2 separate regions of the Homo sapiens genome follow, and region 2 is linked to region 1. The links are chromatin loops, found by intact Hi-C in ENCODE. Cell type or tissue: ovary. All regions are shown on one strand.

Region 1 (5,000 bases):
AAAACACACTCTGGCACACAGACTCCCTCTGTCATACACACACACACACACACACACACACACACACACACACACAGGTTTGAGTTATATGGAAAATTCAAACAACAGGAAAATTGTTTGCCCCCCAGGTACCCTTCTCCCAGAGTGGTGGGGTGGGGAGGGGACAGTGACAGGCAGCCTAGTAGAAGAATAAAGAAAAATGTTCTATTTCAGTTGGGTTTTACAGCTCGGCATAGTCTTTGCCTCATCGCAGGAGAAAAAGTATGAGACAGTGCCCTAAAGGGACCAATCCAATGCTGCCTGCCCCTCCATAGGTTCTAGGAAATGAGATCACACCTCTCACTTGGCAACTGGGACAAGGGGTCACCCGAGTGCTGTCTTCCAATCTACTTTACCCCAGTCACTTCAGGGTTAAAATTGTAGAGTTTGCTGGAGAGGGTCTTATCGTCCTTTCTTTCTTTTTTTGTTTTAAATAATGCATTTGCTCTAGAATCTAAAATTGCTCTCCCATCCCCCATATTCCTTTAATACTGGTAAGGTGTATTAGCAGACGTTTGTGTCTTCATGCCCAGCAGAAAGTTAATCAGAAAACAGATCCTTATTTTCTATGGCAGCATAAGTATTTTAATGTCTGCGAACCCTGTCACTAACACACATTCTTTTAAGGGAAAAAAATGCTTCTGTGCTCTAGTTTTAAAATGCAAAGGTATGATGTTATTTGTCACCATGCCCAAAAAAGTCCTTACTCAATAACTTTGCCAGAAGAGGGAGAGAGAGAGAAGGCAAATGTTCCCCCAGCTGTTTCCTGTCTACAGTGTCTGTGTTTTGTAGATAAATGTGAGGATTTTCTCTAAATCCCTCTTCTGTTTGCTAAATCTCACTGTCACTGCTAAATTCAGAGCAGATAGAGCCTGCGCAATGGAATAAAGTCCTCAAAATTGAAATGTGACATTGCTCTCAACATCTCCCATCTCTCTGGATTTCTTTTTGCTTCATTATTCCTGCTAACCAATTCATTTTCAGACTTTGTACTTCAGAAGCAATGGGAAAAATCAGCAGTCTTCCAACCCAATTATTTAAGTGCTGCTTTTGTGATTTCTTGAAGGTAAATATTTCTTACTCTTTGAAGTCATTGGGGAATTCTATTTAAATTGTGTACTGTTTGCTTCTGCCTAGAACTGTTCTTCACTTTAAAATTTTCATTGTTTCGGAACCGAGAGTTATTTATAAATTGCTGAATATGCAATTCTGTGGAATCTGAAAAATAGCTCGGGGAGATGGATGCATTTGCACAGATATCTGTATGAGTAGAAACTATTGCAAGGTACTTATGCTAAATCCTCCACTTCTGCAGGGCTTCCGTGGTGTCATTACAGAAGATTCCTTTAAATCCTCTCTATGGCTAAGGGCTATAGAGCATGGATATGAACTTGGGGATTTTTTTTTTCTTTTGCAGGTGCAGATGTTTTATTTTTAAGACCATGTTCTTTTGCATGTGTGTATGTGTCTCTGTGTGTATGTGTCTCTGTGTGTGTAACTCATCAGGACTTTATTTACAAGGCATGCTATATATGAAGGGTTGTATTTTAGATGATATTAAAGCTTTTAAATATGATCTTTGGAGCTAAGGTCCCGGAACTCTGCACTTATGCCCAGAGAGAGTGTTAAAGTTAGAGTAAAGTGTAATTTGTTCTTCCAAAAAAGAACTCCTTGACAACTCTTGCTGACCTTGCATATTTGTATAATTTAAACAAATACATACTGTATATGGAAAGCAGAAACTTTCTAAGAGCTGCTTGCCCAACTTTTCTGTTTAGAAGAGGACTTTCATGGGCAAAGTTTGGACTTGGGGTTCTGTGTTATAAAACTCTGATTTTATATTCAGTGTCGTGAAGTCCCTTTAGGTAAATCTGGCTGCTGCTGTCAGTGCACCGACTTCTCGTTTCCGATTGCTGGCCGTAGTTCTAGTTTCCATTCTCAGCAAAATTATATCCTTCAAGACTTGTGTTTTTTTTTCAATTTGCAAGCGCTTTTAAGCTGCTGTCACTGGCTCCACCGATTCAATTGCCTGAGGGCTCAATTCATAAGACGTCTCTGCCACTTAGTGCAGCATTCAGTTGCTGCTTTCAAACACTTCACCACTACGACTTTCCCTAGTCAAGTAAGTGGCTCCAGGAGTTAAAGATACACCCTTGTCAGGCACCTGATTCTGCTGTTCCTGAGATGCCAACACATGCAGGCCACCTTGCTTTCAAAGAAATGACGTCACTGTGCATACATACTATGTGATCTAGCAGCTGGAGTTTTTGTCTCCTTACTTAGGGGATCATAAAAGAGGCTGTGGAGCGTTATCTCTGCATTAATTACAAGTTAAGAAAATTGTTTCCAAATGCACTTTTCATGCTGTGTATGCTGAACACTTCAGAAGTGGAGCTCTTAATAAGTTGTTACTTTTTTCTGTACTTGAAGCAGGAAGTGGTTTGAGGGAGCTGCGTGGTCTTTCACATGTAATTCAGTGGGTAAAGGTGTCCTGCCCAGAGGCAGAGCTCACCAGCTGATTGTACTCTGACTCTCAAGGTATTTCCAAGTGAGTGAGTCGGGGGAAGGGAGTAAGGGAGTGGACTGGAGCTTGGGTCACTATCTGGGCTGCTACAATAGGCATACAATGGAAATAGGTGGCTTGACTGGGGGGAAAAGATTGACTTAAATCCCAGCTGTGCAATTTGTTCATTGTTTCAATGGACAAAAGGCAGTTTACCCAGGCTCATAATAGCATACCTGCCTGGGTGTCCAAATGTAACTAGATGCTTTCACAAACCCCACCCACAAAGCAGCACATGTTTTTAAGACTTCAGTTTTCTATTCACATCGGCCTCATAATACCCACCCTGACCTGCTGTAAAAGACCTGGAACAAACAAAAATGATTACACCTACAGTGAGTATTTTCTTATGACTGTTGCCCTCAAATTTTACAGGGCATTTTCATTGTGGCCCAGACATCTGGAATCAATTAATATTCCATTTATCTAAGATTAAAAAAAAAAGAACTTTTAAAATTTGGGTTTGTGAATGATTTTTGAGAAAGTGTTTTCTGATTTTTTTTTCTTTTTTTCTCATGTCTTTCTGATTCTTCCCTTTTTTTTCTATCATATCTTTCCTTTCTCTCTATTGATTTCTTTTGTGTTTGGCAAAATAAAAGGCCAAGGAAATAATGAACATATGGGACCACTTGTTTCACACTTTAAACTCCTAAGCAAGTTCGGTATTGTTTTCATTTGTGGGAACATAAAATTCTCTGGTTCTCTGTGGGTGTACTGGACTGTTCCCTACACTAAAGGAAAATGCACTAGAGGTTCTGTCTTGTCCTAGAACTGTAAGTACTGAGATTTATCTGACAATATAACTCAGCAAAAAAAAAAAAAAAGAAAAAGAGAAATCTATTTAAAAAAAATCTTAAATTCTTAAGTTCCAGAGACTTATATGTATCGCTGCACTTAAATGTGTTATACTAGAACTATTAAAAATATAGTTTTGACATCTAATGAAGTTTGAAATTCACTAAGGCTATAACTTGAGTAATTTTTTTCCCTGGATTTCACAAAAACTGAAGAACTTGAAGGCATCTACAGTTGCAGGTGCTTAGCCTTCAGCATTGCTATGAACGCAACAAAGAAGGGAGGGGTGGAGAAATAGGATTCGGTAGAATAACATACTTTCTAGAACTGGCCCATTCCCGCAGTGTGGGGGTATGCTCTGCAAGATCAATCACAGGTTTGTTCTTTTGAAAAATGCCACGAGGTCCAGGTGGGTTGGATTTGTTGAGGTTTCCAATGGAAATATTGAACAGGAAAACCCCACTAATTTTACAACCAAAAAAAAAAAAAAATGAGAACTGGATGATAACATGCTTCTTCCAGTCCCAGTGTTTTGGGCTATGTAGGGGGTGGAAGATTTCCATGCGGAGATCTTGTTGAGAAAAATGCAGTAAATGTTCAGTTGAGCTTTTACCTCCTCTTCTATTTTATGTCCATTATTTATGATCATTTGCAAATAGAGGGCGCTTTTCATCTTCAACTGCTTTACAACCATTAACTGAATATTTATATTTTGTTAACGAGAGACAGGGGTTTTGGTTTTTTTTTTTTTTCCTCAGTTGCTGAGGTGAAGGTCTGACTACAAAAAATGGAAATCATCATTAGAATGATGGGGAAAATTTTGCCACTGATATAGAGCCACTAAATTGAGAGTCCATGGAGGGCAAGGAGGGTAGTCAGAAAATAAATGACTGTTTCTCCAAAAGTGATGGGGTTGAATGGACCTGCCACTACTCTGAGGTTCAAAAAAAATGCTCTTCTTATAATTATAGCTTCCAGCATGACTCCACAACCCTTTTAATAGCGCCCCTCACCTAACACCCTGTCAGGGACTCTTCCCATGATGCTGAAAGTAGATGCATCTGAGAGAAGTGAAGCCACTCACCTTGAGAGGCTTCTTGGAAAAAGCCACATCTTTGTGCCACAAGTAACAATATGGAAAAACTTAATGATCATCTTAGCATGGTTTCTACTACTTAGAGTGAGGATGAAGACTTGAGCCACAGGACTGCTGCTTTTGGCAAGGCTGCCGTTTGGCAGTCTATCATTGACTAAGTCATGCCAACCAGGGGTCCCTTGGTATATTTTGCTATAAAATAGATACAGTGACACATAAGTCCCTCCAAGAGATGAAGCCATAATTCCTGTGACTAAAAATAAAATAAAAGATTTTTGCCAGTTTGAGCCCAGTGCCCTATACACAGAAGGGATTCTCAACACGTGTTGATTTGATATTGGACTTGAGGCCAGGGACTTTAGAATACAGGAGTGGTTTCTATTTGAGCCAATTTCATTCTTCGATTCTCATATTTTTTTCTGTTTCTGTTATTTTCTTCTATTTGTGGTTGTGTCAACTGCTGATATGCCCCAGGTAAGGAATCAGTCTCTCTCTCTCTCTCTCTCT
Region 2 (5,000 bases), 380 kb after region 1:
AATATGAATATTGTTATAAAACAAAGATAAATTACAAACCTTTCCAATCATTTAGAAAATAGTAAAAATTATGCTGTAAGCTATTTACAGTGGGCTTAATGTACTGTATGGATTGGTTAATTTAAGGCTGTACCAGAAATAACCAAGTATATAAATGGCACATAAAATTTTGACCTATCCAAAGTTAATATGCTAGTTATAATACACATTAAACATTTACGGTTAATTTAGTTTGTCTTGTAGACTGTGACAGAAGCTTTGGAGAATGATTTGGAGGACCTGGGTTTGTTAAAGTTGCTCAGGAATGTTTGACCCAAATCTTTTTGTTTTTTGTTTTTTTTTTAATATTACATTTCTACATAGTGAGCAGTACTATATAGAACTGCTTTAATAACCTCAGAACTGAGATCAAATTTGAGTTTTTGGAAAGAAGGAAGGGTAGAAAGAATGATAACCATTAAAGTAATTATCTGACAGGCCTATTTAGGATTTCAACTATGAAGATTTAGACAGATTGAACTTTATCTGCTCACACAGTCCTCCACTGTGCAACTTCTCATTTGTTGCTTCTGTGTCGAGATTTTTTGTGTTGGTGATAACTATGGGCTTATAACAACTAGCTGTCTTCACTGCTAGCAGTCACATTGAGCATGTAAATGAAGGCATTAGATGGTGAAGTCCATCCTGTGTGTGTTTGTTAAGTAGTGAGTATGCAGAACAGCAGATATAATGTAAAAAGCCTAGAGGTACCCTACCTCGGTACCCCTAAAAAGTTTTCTAGCTCTAATTTTTATTTAGGCTTTATATAATAAGTGAGAAAGGAGGTGATATGAGGACAGGTACAATAAAAATGTGTGTGTGTGTGTGTTTTTGTAAGAAATGCATACTAGAAAAGAAAGACTAAGCTAATAGTGTGTTGAATGATCAATTTTTTTCCCAAGATAAACCTTCTAGAAAAGTGGGTGTATAAATCGTGCTTTAAAAATAGCGGATTGCTTAAGAAATATTTATAGAAAAACAGGCAGTGAAAGCTTTTAAGGCAGTGAAGCAAAAATATTATGTAGGAATATTGTAGGTTATTTTTCTGTTTTCTTGCTAAGCTTTCTGTTTCTCTTTCTGTCAGGTTTTAGAGGGCCATACCGATTTCATTAATGGTTTGGTGTTTGATCCCAAAGAAGGCCAAGAAATTGCAAGTGTGAGTGACGATCACACCTGCAGGTATGTTGCTTATGTTATAACCACATTTTTAAATTGCCATTTTAATGAGAATTACATTTTTAAAATGAGAAAAAAAAATGTGACTTTTACATAAATTCTATAGAGTGTTGTAAAAGAAGCATACCTTATTTGAACTGTAGGTATGGCACAAACATGAGTTTCAAAACCAGTGAGATAGTCCTCATCACCATTAATGAAAACTTCCTTGCCTCCCATGGGTGTCTTTTATCTCTTATTTCAGATTTTCACATTTATGAAATCCAAATCTATATTGGACTGGGCACAGTGCCACATGCCTATAATCTCAGCTCTTTGGGAGACCAAGGTGGGCAGATCACCTGAGGTCAGGAGTTAATGACCAGCCTGACCAACATGGCGAAACTCCATTTCTACTAAACATACAAAAATTAGCCAGGCACGGTAGTGCGCACTTGTGATTCCAGCTACTCGGGGGACTGAGGCAAGGGAATCGCTTGAACCTGGGAGGCTGAGGTTGCAGTGAGTCAAGCTTGTTTCACTGCACTCCAGCCTGGGTGGCATAGCGACACTCCATCTCAAAAAAAAAAAAAACACAAACATATTGGATCAAATTCTTCAATATTGGACAAGATAAGTAGGAGTAAAATGCAGTTGTCAAGTTACTTTACAGATGCTGTATGATAAGTTTGTGTGGAATAATGAACTATGACTCTCATCTGCTACATAAGATTGATGGAAAATTTAGTGTTTTGATAAATTCAGAGGTTTCTGCATAAGGTTTTCTTTAGATACAATACATTTAACTATTATGTTCTTCTACCTCACCCCCTAATTTAGAACAGATGAGGTAGCTATAACATTTTAATAGTGTGTAAAGCTGGAGAATATCACAAATAAAGAACAAGATGAAAAGGAAGAATAGCAGGTGGAAATAAGCTGAGGAGTCAGGAGTGAAATGAGTGCATCAGTCATTGGAAGGGTGTCAGTTGCTTCATTTGCTTTAACGATACTGTGAGGGAGAGAAAAACTGCTGCTCTGCTGTTTTGCATAATGTTTCATAAAACTATGCCAAAATCCTTAGTATTTATTAGTACTTATGTACATATAAAACTATGAAATATGTATGACTTCACATTAGAAGTAAAGCTGCTAGCTACTTTTTAAATTTTTAATCTTCTTAATATAGCTCATCTTTTTAAAGTGATAGAGTCATAGGCCATTATTCTTTATGTACTGCCTGTTAAAATTTTCATGTCAGAGATATGAAAGATTTACATGACATTAAGATTCTAGGGCCCCAGGTACTACAAAACCAAGTTTGTATAGTGACCTGAAGAGTAAATGGAATCGTTTTAAGGTAAAAATTCGGTCACTGGAAATAAATAATGGCATTTCAGCTCTTTAAAACATAGATTTTCCTAATCACAAGCATTTGGAATAATGAAACCTGCAAAGGGGAAAAATGAGTGTCTTTGCAAGCCAAGGAATGGCCTCTGAATAGTGAACGAAAGCCGGAGAGACCTAGGATCACACTCAGTAGTCTATGTTTTTGTTTGTTTGTTTTCTTATGACTCTGAGATTTTTTTTGTAAACTAGCAAAATTCTCTAAAAATTTAGGGGACTGACATAGGGTTGCTAACTTTTTATTTTGTCGAATATAAGACTTAAGTTTACTGCCTTCTACCACTATCATTTTGTAAAAGAAAGGACATTATTACTCTAAAAAGTAGGAAAGGAATAACTAAAGAGTAAGTCTTTTAGTTTAAATAAATTTAATTTTTTAAAAACCTGACTACATTGCCTCTAAGTTTCTCATTTTGCCAGACTGGTTGTTGATATTATTGTTCAACAAATATTTGCTTTCCTTTCACCTTCCCATGAAAGGAGATTTTCCCATCTAATTAGCCCTAGCTTTGTGAATTGTTTAGGCCAATGTAGCATTAACAGGTGTGACACAGCAGAAGCTTCAAATGTTTTGCCTGGCTTGACTTGACCTCCTGTGCTCTGTCATTTGCTATGAGATGAGCATGTCCTAGATAGCTACTGATCCCAGAATGAGAAACACGTGGAGCAGATATGGACCCATATGGCATTATGGAAACAGAGCTTCCCATAGACCCATGTGCAAGAAATTTATGCTTATTTCTGTAAACCACCGAGATTTTCGGGTTGATGCACAACATCAAACTAGGAGTATTTTTAGAATTTACAGCTTAGTTCACCAACCAAAAATAAACAACTCTGATTGGTTATTAAAGCCAAACCTCTTAGGCCAAAACCTAAGCAATATAGGTAAGATTTTTTTAAAAACAGAACGTATATAAAAACAAGTTTAAAATGAGAAAGAGTAGATAGTATCATACACTCTCATAGCAAGGAAAGAAGGAATTCTAAGAGGACATATGTGATAATGTAAGATTCTTACAATATCACATATATATTCTTACATTATCACATATGTGACAAGAGAGTATATCATATGAGCAGTTCTACAATATGTATTCTGTACTGTAAAGAGCAGACCCAGTGCTTACTTAAGAAAATTTAAAATAACCTCAATATTTTGATCTATGCATATTTTCTGATGTTTCACTTTGACATTTCCAAGAAAGACACTATATTATAATCAGCTAGCAGAATTTTGCCCTAGGAACACTATTTTAAAACAATCTGTGACCTGAATAGGTTCATGAAATGTATGTGTTGTATTGAAAATTGCCAAATTCTGAATCAAACAGAATAAAGAGTCGTACTGTGAACAAAGGTACCTCTGATAATACAAAATGTTATTATGGAAGATGATAGATTACATTTTATCTAAGACTCCATCTAATTTTACTATTCTATGATCTGTGCAAGTTTATAAGAAAATTGGGTTCTCATTAAAGTTGGTCTTTATCAGTTCCAACACTGCCTTTCTAACAAACATTTTATAATGCCTACCACACCTTTTTAAATGAAACTCACAGAAAATGTAGCCTTCCAAATATATAAGTACAGAAAATTATTATCGTCCCTTAATTTTATGATATATTCTATAAAAGGAAAACAAAGAGAATAATAATGCATTGTGTATAAGCTCAGATAACAACTACATATGAAGACATAGGTAGTCTTTCTTCTTCTTTACAATGAGTAAGACTGGATATCAGAAAAATAAGATAACATGAAAATGTAAGGCAGAGGCAAGGCAGTCAAGTTGCACAGTTGTAGAGATTTATGAGTTGTGTAGAGTATAATGTAAATAGTGCCATCTGGAGTTCTACAGTGTCATAGCGCTGAGCAGATCTACAGTTTTAGGATAAAAGCTCATGTTAGTAGTAATACAATGAAATTAAATCTCATTAGAGAAATAGGGAAATACAGGTAATCAAAATAGGAATAACATAGCAAGATAAATCATAGGATGTCAAGTTGAAAAAGTAAGATAATATTCTTGCAATATTTTCTGTATGAAAAGTATGACAAGTATATATCTTGATGAAGAAATATGTATCTTTATGAAAAAGGTGCCATTACTGAAACAAAAAGCAAGCGTCTGATAGATGTGTTTAATAAAAGAAATTCCCAAGTAAAGCATGGGGTTGCTAGTCATTCAGCCTTATATTCTACACCATTTTCTTTATGATCCCTCATCATGTCTACCATATGCAGATGCACTCACATGCATATACATGTATATATAAAAATATATGCACACATATATACACAGGTTGATAAAAATACTGATGCTTTATGTGTGTGTTTGTATATGCATATGCACAGAAAAATATAAATACGTTCATAGTTATGACCTAGTGTCA

Evidence for each region. Hi-C counts contacts between places; a loop is a spot of excess contacts. Peaks named below come from ENCODE experiments on the same cell type or tissue, not always from the same donor. Only the 100,000 strongest peaks of a DNase experiment are listed, where the experiment ranks them.
Region 2: it touches region 1 in a loop (10-fold over the local background); 18 of 110 quality-filtered maps call a loop at or near these places.

The regions. Positions count from the first base shown.
Region 1 is chr12:102,476,424-102,481,423 of GRCh38, reverse strand. IGF1 (insulin like growth factor 1) reads left to right here and starts at 861. Exons shown (of 4, transcript NM_000618.5): 1 at 861-1,105. The coding sequence starts at 1,043. It overlaps LINC02456 (long intergenic non-protein coding RNA 2456), which reads right to left. Exons shown (of 13, transcript XR_007063427.1): 11 at 1-5,000. RefSeq lists enhancers at 2,006-2,055, 2,146-2,405. In ovary, no CTCF peak of the experiment used is centred here; a DNase peak (open chromatin) is centred at 1,984; H3K4me3 peaks cover 2,242 bases.
Region 2 is chr12:102,095,324-102,100,323 of GRCh38, reverse strand. NUP37 (nucleoporin 37) reads left to right here. Exons shown (of 10, transcript NM_024057.4): 5 at 1,124-1,218. Among named protein-coding and RNA genes, the nearest start is that of NUP37, 22 kb to the left of the region's middle. In ovary, no CTCF peak of the experiment used is centred here; no DNase peak of the experiment used is centred here.